2 separate regions of the Homo sapiens genome follow, and region 1 is linked to region 2. A link is a contact called in ENCODE Hi-C or POLR2A ChIA-PET data. All regions are on one chromosome and are shown on one strand. Each heading gives the region's core, a stretch centred on a gene start or an enhancer-like site at or near the end of the contact. The rest is flanking DNA. Distances are from core to core; before and after follow the strand shown. Region 1 holds the start of DRC2 (dynein regulatory complex subunit 2). Region 2 holds the start of ASB8 (ankyrin repeat and SOCS box containing 8).

Region 1 (3,091 bases), core at 144-2,643, 750 kb before region 2:
AATGGAGCACTGCAGTGGGAATCAATAAACACATGCTGGAGTCCTGGTTCTCTCACTGACTAGCTATGTGACCTTGGGCAAGTCAGTTCCCCTCTGGAACTGAGCCTTCTGACATTGAAATGAAGGTGTGGGACTCATTTCAAGTCACTGGGTGATGTCTACTGTGCCTTATGACTCTACTATTGGATAGTACTGGTTTTGGGCAATAGATGACAAGAAGAGTGGGTCCTCTAAGGGAGAGAGGGATGAAAGCCCAATATTCTATTTTTTATTTCTGTGAAAACCATTATTACCAATAGCCTGGCTTTCTCACAGCCTGTGTCTTGTGAGGGCTTTAAGATGGATTCACTAGGCTCATTCTATTAAGAGGTCAGGAAGCCATACTCAAGGTTTCCTTGGAAAGAGTGCCTACCTTGATGACATTGTCCTTACAGTCCACCACTCGTTCAAATGTTTGGCTGAGGATCTCAATGTCCTTATGAAGTTCTCTGGTCTTGACTTCCCGAAGGACAGTTCTCCACTGTGTGTTAATCTTATTAAGGTTCAGAGCACTGTTGTGTTCCTCCTTGGCCAGCTTGTCCTGTGTGAAGGAATAAATATACCTCCAGGAAGTCAGGGCCTTTCAGTACAACAAACAAGATCACTCTTAATTTATCAGCTGACACCTTACCCCTTTTCGATGGGAACGGCCTGATGGCATTTAGGGAGGGCAAGGGTGAATTTCCTTCAGGGTGGGAGCATCAGAGTAGGATGTTGTTTGTAATGACCTATCTCCAGGGAGAATATCAGCATTCCAGACAGCTGGAACAGCTGACAGGACCTACGGTCCCAGTTCTGGGATTCAGTAAAGATTGCCAAGCCGTATACCACGCACCCCCTCCGTGCTTCGCAGAGAACACCCCCGCCTCCCAAACAATGTTGCCTGAAATCTAAGTATATCTGGGTCTCAGGATTTCCGGAGGAGGGGAGGTCAGGATGAAAATGAGGTTTCCTCAGTGACAGGGCCAGGGCAGGGGGTGGATGGGGTTGAGCAGGACATAATGCAAAAGGCCATCACCTTCAAGAACTGGCTGAGGAGCCTCTCCTTCTTTTTGGCCATCTCCTCCTCTGCCAGCAACTTCTGCTGAAACAGAAGCAGCTGCTTCTCATCGGACAGGGGCGTCTTGGCCATTTTTTCTTTCTTAGGCATGGGGGCAGGGGATTGGATCCGGGAAAGAAGCCTCGGTCTGCCTCGGCCCGCGTTACAGAGCTTAGAAGAAAAATGTCCCTAGAAAGGGGACTTCCAGAAGTGCCCCTGGTTGTGGGCGGTTGTGGGACCGGAGATCTCAGCCCTCGAACAGGAGAGATCCCCGGCTATCAGTGAGGCTGAGCTCTCCCACTGTAAGACGCGTCTAGTCTCCTAGCAACGAGGATATCGCTAACATGGAGAGGCAACAGGCTAGAAGAGTCCCTGTCTTGGAGCGCCCCCTACCCAGTGGAGGACCGCGGTCGGTTTTTGAGAGGGTCCTTTTAACTCTCAAAAATCTGTCTCCTCAGTGCATTTTATTTATTTATTTATTTATTTATTTATTTATTTATTTATTTATTTTTGACATAGAGTCTCTCTCTGTCGCCTAGGATGGGCACGATCTCGGCTCACTGCAACCTCCGCCTCCCGGGTTCAAGCAATTCTCCTGTCTCAGCCTCCCCTCAGTGCACTTTTATAAACCGTCCTCAGAACCCTTGGGAAGCCCAAGATCGTCAAAAAGAGAACCAAGAAGTTTATCCGGCACCAGTCTGACCGATATGTCAAAATTAAGCGTAACCGGCGGAAACCCAGAGGTATTGACAACAGGGTTCGTGGAAGGTTCAAGGGTTAGATCTTGATGCCCAACATTGATTATGGGAGCAACAAGAAAACAAAGCACATGCTGCCCAGTGGCTTCCGGAAATTCCTGGTCCACACGTCAAGGAGCTGGAAGTGCTGCTGTTGTGCAACAAATCTTACTGTGCTGAGATCGCTCACAATGTTTCCTCCAAGAACCGCAAAGCCATCGTGGAAAAGAGCTGCCCAGCTGGCCGTCAGAGTCACCAACCCCAATCCCAGGCTGCGCAGCAAAGAAAATGAGTAGACAGCTCATGTGTATGTTTTCTGTTTAAATAAAACTGTAAAAACTGCAAACAACAACAACAACAAAAACCTTTTTTAAAAAGATAAGTGTTGGAGAGAATGTGGAGAAACGAGAACCCTCATATATTGGTGGTAGAAATGTAAAATGGTGTAGCCACTTTGGAAAACAGTTTGGCAATTTTTTAAAATGTTAAACATAAATTTACCATGTGACCCAATAATTTCACTCTTAGGGATCTGCCTAAGAGAAATGAAAGCATGTATACACACAAAAACTTGCACAGGAATTTTCTTATCTGTCTCACTCATAATAGCCCAGTTGGAAAAATTGGAGACAACCTAAATGTCCATTAACATGTGAATGAGTAGACAAAATATGCTATGTCCATACAATGGAATATTATTCAGAACAAACTATGGATACCAGCTACAATGTGGATGAACCTCAAAAAGAATATGCAGGCTGGGCGCTGTGCCTCACACCTGTAATCCCAGCACTTTGGGAGGCCGAGGCGGGAGGATCGTTTTAGCCCAAGAGATCGAGACTAGCTTGAGCAATGTGGCGAAACCCCTTCTCCACAAAAAATACAAAAGAAGTTAGCTGGGCGTGGTGGTGCGTACCTGTTGTCCCAGCTACCCCAGGAGGCTGAGGTGAGAAGATCACCTGAGCCCCAGAGGTCAAGCCATAGTCAAGCCACTGCACTCCAGTTGGGTGACAGAGCAGCCCTGTATCAAAAAGAAACAACAACAAAAACAAAACAAACAAACCCTTTTTTTTTTTTTAAGACTGGAGTCTCACTCTGTCACCCAGGCTGGAGTGCAGTGCGTGATCTCGGCTCACTGCAACCTCCACCGCCCGGGTTCAAGAAATTCTCCTGCCTCAGCCTCCCGAGTAGCTGGACTACAGGTGTCACCACCATGCCTGCCTAATTTTTGTATTTTTAGTAGAGACGGGGTTTCATCATCTTGGCCAGGTTGGTC
Region 2 (3,366 bases), core at 7-2,506:
TCTAATAAAAATACAAAAAAAAAATTAGCCAGGTGTGGTGGCAGGTGACTGTAGTCTCAGTTACTCAGGAGGCTGAGGCAGGAGAATCACTTGAACCCGGAAGGCTGAGGTTGCAGCCAGCCGAGATCACGCCATTGCACTCCAGCCTGGGTGAGAAGAGCGAAACTACATCTCAAAAATAAATAATGATGATGATAATAATAATAATAATAATAATAATAATAAAAACATTGCCAACATTTGCAACTTGGAAAAATTCACTTTTTAAAAAAAATCTGTATTTCAGCTTCTTTTGAAAAATGGACGATCTCACCATGGTGCAGTGGCAGGAAGTGGAGGGCATATTCCTACCTGGCAAAATTCCTTTGAGTCTGGAGCTCAAAGGAGGCCCACTCCTCAGACCAGGTCATGAACTTTCAGTTTACCATCCTCTTACTGATGTACATGATCTGTCTGGGCCTGCTTTAAATCTCTAATTGGTTAGATTTGGTTGCTTAGAACAAGCTCTGGGGAGTAGGTGTGGGGCACTCTGGTTAAACAGGCTACCGGGCAGACCACAACTCTTGCAGTCTGCCTAAATGGGCTGCTGCTTCACTCCTTCCATGCACCACCACCATGTGCTGCTGACTTCAAAATGTTTATGCTTTGCACAGAAAGTCTGTCACTCAGAGGTGTCATCATGTTTTTGTGCGGGAAGTTTCATTAACCCTAATAAGAGTTATAAAGGTCATTTATTCCTCTACATTTAGAATACTACACCTCTTGGGTGGTTGAGTTTGTCTTTGATATGGTTTACTTGAAGGAGGGTGGACATGTACAGGAGGGTTCTAAGGAGCATAGATTCGTTCCACCATTATGAATAATGCTGTAAGTATTTTTGTCAAAGACACTTCCTACTAAGAGTTTAGTCTCCTAAGCAACTGAACCATTGTGGATGGACCCCTGCTGGCCTGGTCCACGCAGGTGCAACCATATAGAATCGGCCCAACACTCAGGGTTCCTGAGCTTTTTTATCCCCGCTGCAGGACCAAGACCCGAACCCTGCGGCTGTGGCCGAGAACGCTGCACTGAGCCTGCGCGCAAAGCCTCTGAGTAAAAGGAGAAAGTAACCCCCTAACTAGGCCTCTGGAGGGCGAAAGCTGCTGCACAAGTCTGCGCAGGCGCGCCCCGCTGACGAACACTCATCAGTGCGCAGGCGCCCATCTTAGTTGGTCTTCTAGTCCGGTAAACAGAGGGCCTGCCCCCGACAGCTTCTGCTTCCGGGTCACGCCTTGACAGCGGCTTTCAACCCCCACCTCAGCCCAGCAATTCGGTGAGTGCGGTCCTTGGAGTGGGTCTACAGCCAGGTTTCCTAACCCAGGGTACCACGCCCAATAACGCTTCCTCTACTCCCTGGTCGAAGTGCTCTAGTTCTCGAGGCTGAGACTTATTTCCGGGCCTTAGAAGGCAGATCGAAGAGGGGGTTGGTCCGCGTCTGAGGCCCCCCAGCGCAAATTGCGTGATTCTCTTTCAGTACCGGACCTACCGGGATTGCTGCGATCTGTTTAGAGCCCGTGCAGAAAGTGACACCGCACGTCCTTGCGTTTCGTGCCCTTGCCCCCCGCCCCCTAGCCTCAGCGAGACAGCTGCCGCGGGCCCTCCCGCAGCAGGTGCGGTGGGGATTACGGGCGCTGCAGGCTCGGCCAAGGTTCTCCCGGGGCGGGAGGGGGCGGGGCCGAGGCCTCCCTCGCATCAGAGCTGTTGTGTCTTCTCTTTTCCAGTTTGCTTTTTTTTTTTTTTTTTTTCAGCTTCTCAGTAAGTGCCCTTTGGTGTTTTCTCTGGATCCCGTAGCAAAAGAAAACGAGGGAGACAGGGCTTTCAGCTCTAGCAGAGGAAAGGGCCTTCCAAGGGGATCAAACCTTACACGGGCTGCTGTCTAGTGAGATCGAATTTAGCTTTCCTTGACCATTCCTGAAGTGAATGCTGTCTGCCCTGAAGTTTCATTCCTTTACCGGGAGCTTCCAGGCAGCAGCAGACCACTGACCATACTCTCAGGAGTTCTTAGCCCAGAGCCCAAGAGCGCCCGGGAAATTAGTTCAGGATTTAGTTTCATCCGATTATCATGGCCCAGAAATGGTTAACAAAACGACTTTATTTATTTATTTTAATTTTTGAATTTTTTTGTAGAGACGATTGGGTTTTGGGGTCGTCTCGCCATGTTGCTCAGGCTGGTCTTGAACTTCCAGGTTCAAGAGTTCCTCCTGCCTTGGCCTCCCAAAGTGCTGGGATTACAGGCAACAGAACCACTTTGGTCCAAGCCTCCTGCTTTAGATGCTCTGTCTTCTGCTGCCATTCTTGGAATTACCAACTCAAATGCACTTGTCTTTTTTTTTCCTTGAAACAAAAAAATTATAAGATACAGATACTTGTCTCAGAGCAGTTTAGTGGCTACTGGAGAGATTAAAACACATGCCAAATCTAAACTATCTAGAAAATGTCATAGAGACATATAAACAAGTGTGTCAGCTTATCCGTGCATGATAACGGGAGAAAAATACCTAATTTGAATTATCGATACATATGAATATTTTTACTTGCATTCTTTTAATGGAATTTACATCTACTATAAATGGCTACTGATTCACAAAATAGAAACTATCAGAATTTATAGTATATAATATATAAAGGGATACACAATCACAAAAAGCAAAAATAGGCCGGGCATGGTGGCTCATGTCTGTAATCCCAGCACTCTGGGAGGCCAAAGCAGGTGGATGACCTGAGGTCAGGAGTTTGAGACCAGTTTGGCCAACATGGTGAAACCCTGTCTCTACTAAACATACAAAAATTAGCTGGGCGTGATGGTGCACACCTGTAAATCCCAGCTACTCAGGAGGCTGAGGAACGTGAATTGCTTGAGCCTGGGAGGCTGAGGTTGCAGTGAGCTGAGATCGCACCACTGCACTCCAGCCTAGATGACAGAGTGAGACTCCGCCTCAAAAAAAAAAAAATAAAGCAAAAGACTATATATACATATATATATATATATTTTTTTTTTTTTTGAGATGGAGTCTCACTCTGTCATCTAGGCTGGAGTGCAGTGGCGCGATCTCAGCTCACTGCAACCGCCACCTCCCAGGTTCAAGCGATTCTCCTGCCTCAGCCTCCCAAGTGGCTGGGACTACCAGGGGTGGTGCATGCCACCATGCCTGGCTAATTTTTTTGTATTTTCAGTAGAGACGGGGTTTCACCATGTTGGCCAGGCTAGTCTCGAACTGCTGACCTCAAGTGATCCGCCCATCTCGGCCTCCCAAAGTGCTGGGATTACAGGCGTGAGCCATCGCGCCCCGCCAAAACATTATATATTATTAAATGACCAAAACAATT

Evidence for each region. Hi-C counts contacts between places; a loop is a spot of excess contacts on that map. ChIA-PET counts read pairs that join two places held with the same protein, here RNA polymerase II (POLR2A). Pooled maps may share reads with other maps.
Region 1: a loop to region 2 is called in a pooled map, with 4 times the contacts of the local background. The contact joins the promoter of DRC2 here to the promoter of ASB8 in region 2. A Hi-C loop is called at or near these places in 1 of 50 pooled maps. POLR2A ChIA-PET finds 5 or more read pairs at or near these places in 2 of 52 experiments (T-cell and naive thymus-derived CD4-positive, alpha-beta T cell).

The regions. Positions count from the first base shown.
Region 1 is chr12:48,902,435-48,905,525 of GRCh38, reverse strand. It overlaps DRC2 (dynein regulatory complex subunit 2), which reads right to left and starts at 1,393. Exons shown (of 8, transcript NM_033124.5): 1 at 1,058-1,393; 2 at 413-580. The coding sequence starts at 1,189. It also overlaps the pseudogene RPL32P27. RefSeq lists a silencer at 1,387-1,436.
Region 2 is chr12:48,155,405-48,158,770 of GRCh38, reverse strand. It overlaps ASB8 (ankyrin repeat and SOCS box containing 8), which reads left to right and starts at 1,256. Exons shown (of 4, transcript NM_024095.5): 1 at 1,256-1,312. RefSeq lists enhancers at 1,076-1,295, 1,326-1,375, 1,396-1,445, 950-1,472.